Regions from separate parts of the Mus musculus genome. Here region 1 is linked to region 2. Evidence: chromatin loops called from intact Hi-C (ENCODE). Cell type or tissue: left cerebral cortex. All regions are shown on one strand. Links, peaks and the distances in the headings refer to the core of each region. The heading gives the core; the rest is flanking DNA.

Evidence for each region. Hi-C counts contacts between places; a loop is a spot of excess contacts. Peaks named below come from ENCODE experiments on the same cell type or tissue, not always from the same donor. Only the 100,000 strongest peaks of a DNase experiment are listed, where the experiment ranks them.
Region 1: it touches region 2 in a loop (2.0-fold over the local background); 19 of 42 quality-filtered maps call a loop at or near these places.

Annotation. Positions count from the first base shown.
Region 1 is chr6:71,123,939-71,126,846 of GRCm38, forward strand. It overlaps Rpl34-ps1 (ribosomal protein L34, pseudogene 1), which reads left to right and starts at 651. Exons shown (of 1, transcript NM_001199350.1): 1 at 651-1,063. The coding sequence starts at 672. The coding sequence ends at 1,025. In left cerebral cortex, for the core only: a CTCF peak has its summit at 1,417 (motif pointing left); a DNase peak (open chromatin) is centred at 1,410.
Region 2 is chr6:71,011,158-71,014,065 of GRCm38, forward strand. No RefSeq gene overlaps it. Among named protein-coding and RNA genes, the nearest start is that of Gm23485, 27 kb to the right of the region's middle. In left cerebral cortex, for the core only: a CTCF peak has its summit at 1,751 (motif pointing left); DNase peaks (open chromatin) are centred at 1,780 and 1,961; H3K4me3 peaks cover 1,055 bases.

The DNA.
Region 1 (2,908 bases), core at 174-2,673, 110 kb after region 2:
TTCCTGCAGCACAAATGGAAGAAAAGCTTATCAATAGACACCCACAATGATCATGTGCCGGGAGGACACTGCTGGAGTCCACCACAGTCTTGGTACCAGCACATGCGTGTTACACAGTGACAAGGTTATTTTGACTTTCTTGATTCTGTGTTTACGTCTGCTTTTCCTAGTTGAAGCAGTACGGAAGCGTGTCAGTAAGAAGTTTTACACCAGCTCTCTGGTGGTGGAGACAGGTGATTGATGGTTGTGGCTTGCTCCCTGCTAGCCTAGCTCCAGGTTCAATGAGAGATGCTGCCTCAAGGGAATATGATGGAGAGTCACAGAATGGGACACCTGACTCCTCCTCTGGCCTTTGCACAGACATGGGCTTGCTTACTGGGTCTCCCCATCTCCAGCTACTATTGCTCTCTCAGAAATCACAGACAGACAGACAGACAGACAGACAGACGGACGCACGCGAGGGCACACACACACACACACACACACACACACACACACGAGGCATATGTGAACTTTTAAAAGGAGAGAGAGAGGCACCAATAATAAGATGCAATACATTTTTTTAAATTTTTAAGTTATTTTTTATGGAATCCAGGACTTGCTGACTAACCAGCTTTGCTGCTTAGAAAGCTCCAGAACTCTTCCGGGGACGGTGCTCAGAGGCACTCAGGATGGTCCAGCGTTTGACATACCGCCGTAGGCTTTCCTACAACACAGCCTCTAACAAAACTAGGCTGTCTCGAACCCCTGGCAACAGGATTGTTTACCTCTACACCAAGAAGGTTGGGAAAGCACCTAAATCCGCATGTGGCGTGTGCCCAGGCAGACTTCGAGGGGTTCGTGCTGTGCGGCCCAAAGTCCTTATGAGACTGTCTAAGACACAGAAGCACGTCAGCAGGGCCTATGGCGGCTCCATGTGTGCCAAGTGTGTCCGTGACAGGATCAAGCGGGCTTTCCTTATTGAGGAGCAGAAAATCGTTGTGAAAGTGTTGAAGGCACAAGCACAGAGTCAGAAAGCAAAATAGATATGCACATTTTTTAAGTAATAAAAATCAAGACTTGATCTAAAAAAAAAAAAAAAAAAAAAAAAAAAAAAAAAAAAAAAAAAAAAAAGAAAGCTCCAGAACAATGAAAGAGCCTGTCTAAAAAAAATAAAATAAAACAGGGCAGAGCCTGCTGAACAGCACCTGAGGTTGTCCTCTGGGACAAGCCTAGATATGACTCAGTAGTAGAGCACCTGCCTAGCATGTGCAAGGTACTAAGTTCAACCCTCAAACCTTCAGGGTCCCCAGACTTCAGAAAATAAAGTCAGACAGGTGGTTTGCCCATGAGCAATGACAGGAGTGTGGTTGGATTGGCCAGCCCCACCTACTTTAAAGCAAGGACTTTGGATGTGTTCTGCTGCCCTCTGCTGGCTGGGAGAATTATTGCCAGGCTTTCCAGTGGATTTGGAAGGCTTCTTTTCCCCAAGGGAGCCAGAGAGTGCTCACCTTTGCTTGCAGGGTTGCTTACACGCTGCTGGGGTCTGAACCAGAGATACTTAAGCTGAATCGGTTTTACAAGCAACATGATCCCTGATGAGGAGTGAGCCTTGGATCAGAGACAATAGGAAGATAAGAGATGAGGGAGAAGTGACCCTCAACAGGTGGCCTAGCAGCCAAGCTCTGCTTTAAATCTTGACACTGCACCTGTTACAAGGCCCCCACACATGCATGTGTTTCAATGCCTGGCCTTTAGAGGGTGGGACTATTAGGAGGTGGGCCGTCTAGGAAAGCACAGCCAGGTTCTCACACAAAGCAAAGACAGGTGAGGGGGACCAGGGATAAAGAAAAGGGGGGCAAAGAGGAGTGGAGACTAGGAGGAGGCTGGAAACCCAAGGGAACCCCACTGGCTCTCCAGAGTAGCTTCAATGAACACTTCACACAGAACTCAAAGCCATCATCTCCCAGAATCCCAGTTGGCTCCTTTGTAAAATGGACTTGTCACACTGCCATCCGGATCCCATGAATTAATTTCTGTAAAGCAGCAACGGACATATTGTAGGTGATATTAGGAAAACGTTATGACCTCTTACAATTTGTTTACTTGTATGTATTATTATTGCATGTATACGATGTGAGTAGATTCTCTCCTACCACCTTTATGTGGGTTCTAGGGACAAAACTCAGGTGACCAGACATGTGCACAAGGGCTTTGCCTGCTGAACCACCTCAATAGTGCCCACAGGGCTCTTGCTCTACAAAAGTATCTGAAAATTGCCAAACAATTGTTCAGTGCCCAGGATGGTCTGTGCTGAGAGCCAGACTGATCCAAGGCTTTCTCAGAGGCCCCGATGAAAAGACAAAAGGAACCTAGTTCTCTGTCCTTGCTCAGGAGCTGACTTGGCAAGGACAGCCTGGGGCTGAGACCTGGGCCTCAAACGAGTTAGCTTCCGTTCCTAGGAACTTGCCTTCCCCCCTGAAAAGACTGGGGGTTATCATTCCTGAGACAGTGTGTGCTCAGTCTGTACTGCTCTTGAGGCACCTTGGGCTCCCCTTCTCCAACACTGCTTGATAAGCCTCATGTGACTTTGTCCCACTGTATTATAGTTTCTGCTGACTCTGTCCCTTATCTCCTCTGGAAATAGTGTATAGGATGCTGTACTTTCTAATAAGCTTGCTAGGCATAAGGCATAGCTTGTGCAAGACCTCCTGCTCACAAGCTTGATTACCTTCTTTATCTTCTAATATCCCGGTCCTCTCTCAGGACCCTGTCACTGAAGAAGGAGGTCAGCAGTGTGTTGTTGTTGTTCTTTTGTTTTGTTTTACAAAAGTTAAAGGGCTGGGGAGAGAGCTCAGAGGGTAAAGTACTTGCTTTGCAAGCCCAAGAACCTAAATTTGGATCCCCTGATCCCAAGTAAAGGCCAGAT
Region 2 (2,908 bases), core at 320-2,819:
TCTAAACCACTGATTTATCTTTCCATCCCAACCTATTTTCTCTCATTCCTTCCTTCCATTTGTTTGAAGCAGGGTCTTACTATGAAGTCCTGACTAGCCCAGAATTCACCGGATTAGCCTCAAATTCACAGAGATCCACTTGCTTCTGCCTCAAAGTGCTAGGATTAAAGGTAACCAGAAAGAGAAAATTCTGGATACTTTAAGAAAAATAAATGATTTTTAAAATTACAGTTATGCCAGGCAGTGGTGGCACATGCCTTTAATCCCAACACTCAGGAGGCAGAGGCCGGCAGAGATCTCTGTGAGTTCCAGGATAGCCTACACAGAGAAACCCAGTCCTGGGGGAGGTTGGGGGGGGGGGAGCTATTACAATTACAAGGGAGACTGGAAGAAACAAAATGGAGCTTTTTTGTAATTTGGAGTATGACAGCAACATTATTTTGCAATTACCTCAGATAGTGATTCTGTTTTCCTTGTGCTTTGTCTGCTCTGTATTCAGAATACACATGTAATGCATTTACATAATGAAGTTTAGGTGGTTTTGTGTCTTTCCAGAATGTTCTTTGCTATTTGTGGTGATTTGAATATGCTTGGCCCAAGGAGTGGCACTATTAGGAGGTGTGCCCTTGTTGGAGCAAGTGTGTCACTGTGGGTGTGGGCTTTTCTGTTGTTGTTTCGTGCATATATGATGTATATACACATACCTGAATATAACCTGCTTAGTCTGCATGTTGCTTGTATGTATGTTTTCAGGGCTGACATTTGGTATGGCACAAACAATTAGTGTGCTCTTCCTTGGGGAAGACTATTTCTCCAGGTCTCAGCATTCCTTAGTTGATCCTCCAGTCTCCTGCCTCCTGAGTTCTTACTACATGTACCACTGCCTGTGGTTTATGCAGCGCTGGGGACAACGGAACTCAGGGCTTTGTGCATTGCAAACACTCTACTCAAGGACCCATTTGACCAGACTTCTCTGGTATGTTCTACAATCTGTTCTAATTAGCTCTAGTGTTGTGATGATTCTTTTGTGTTGTCAGTGTAGACACTCACACCCCTGAAGACAGTGATATTCTTCTACAAATACGGTCCAGCCTGGTGGTCTATATTTCTCTCCACTGTTGGAAATTTCCAGCATCTTTCAAAAACCTGCTCCTTCATCCAGACCCAATAGCTCCATGAAACCTCGTTTAACTTTCCCAGACTACTTTCCTTGAGCTTTAGTAAAACTTAGCACGGGGTTATAACCATTGAGCACTTATATTTTCATTCTCTGCTTATAAAATTTATTTCTCAGAGAACGGGGGTGGGGGGAGGGAGGATGAAGTAGGGGGTTCTTAGCTAGGCTGTGAGTCACGATGGAGAAATGTATTTGGAGGAGGGGAGAGATGACACTTCCTTATGCATCTATGCATTCCTTATGCAGATTCACCCCTAGAGAAGATTGAGGAAGTGAGGGAAGAGAGAAGGGAAAGAGAAAGAGGGCGTGCCCTAAGAATTCAATGAATTGGGAGGAGAGCGCCTGCTAACACTAGCTGGAAGCACGAATCCTGATTTGGGACCATGGCTTTTCTGCCCCACTGCGGTGCATTCCGTAGACGCTAAGCCCTAAACTCCTGTGGGAACTTGATCAACTTGGAAATGAACTAAAATGTTCTATCTTCGAGGCTTCCCCTGCCCACGCGCCGCTCTGAGGACTATGCCCAGCCTTATTTCTCTGCCGTCTCGGGAAGAGTCCTGCCACCTAGAGGCTGGATGGGAAACTCGTCTTCCTAAGGATGGTCCACGCCTGCGTCCCTCTGTTCGCGCTGGCTGGGGTCCCCGCTTTTGGAGCAGACTTTACGTTGGGGATGCCCTTAGCTAGGGACTCAGGCTTACGTGGGCAGAGGCTGAGTTCTTTCCCTCCGCCGCCTTTTATAGGTCTAACTCGTCTCACCGAAGCAACAAGGATGCGATGGGCTTGAAGGCACAGAGACCCGGCCAGCTCAAGCTCCTGAGGAAAGCGGGCAGGAAGCCCGGGTTGGCAACTGCGCTAAACAAGGCGGCTTTCTTTAGCAGAACGCCTTCGGACAAACGGCCAGGAGAGCAGGCAGGGAGGCGGCTGTCAGGCCCGGAATGCACACACCTGTACCTGACAAGGCTTCTTTGAATCCCTTCTGCTCTGTAGTCTCCCCCGGGGTTGGCTTCAGGCACCGGGAGGGGAGTCTGGCAGCGAGTGCCCTGGGGAGGAGCGCCCCGCCCAGACCTCCAGGAGGAGCGGCCACCGGGGGAGATTCGGCGCCAGCACGAAGCTGAAGTTCCCCTAAAGCTTCCTCCAGGCTCCCGGGCTCCCCCGGTCCCCGACCCCACCCCCATCCCCGCACCTGTAGTTTCTGCCTCTGCCACGCCCTCGGGCCCACGACAAACAAAGCTTCCTAGAAACCCAGTTTCTGAAAGGATTTCAGACCCGGGTGGACCACAGCATGCTTGAGGCAAAACCTCTTTTGCCCTCTCTACCTAAACCTTGCTCATGTTTCATTTTCTTGCTTCCTAGTTAATCATATATTGGATGAAAAAACTGAGGCTCACAGATGATACGGTGAATGATACTTGCCTTTTCCTAGCTGCTGGGTTGCAAAGCAGTGTTGTGTATATCTTTTTATTTTCTGAGACAGGGTTTCAAGTAGATCAGGCTAGCCTCAAACTCACTATGTAGCTGAGGAATGACTCCAAACAACAACTCCTTTTAAATTTTGACTTGTGTGTATGCACATGGGTACGTGTTCCTGCATGTGTAAGGCAAGAGATATCAGGCATCTTCCTCTGTTATTCTCTCTCTCTCTCTCTCTCTCTCTCTCTCTCTCTCTCCCTCTCTCCCTCCCTCTCCCTCTCCCTCTCCCTCTCCCTCTCCCTCTCCCTCTCCCTCTCCCTC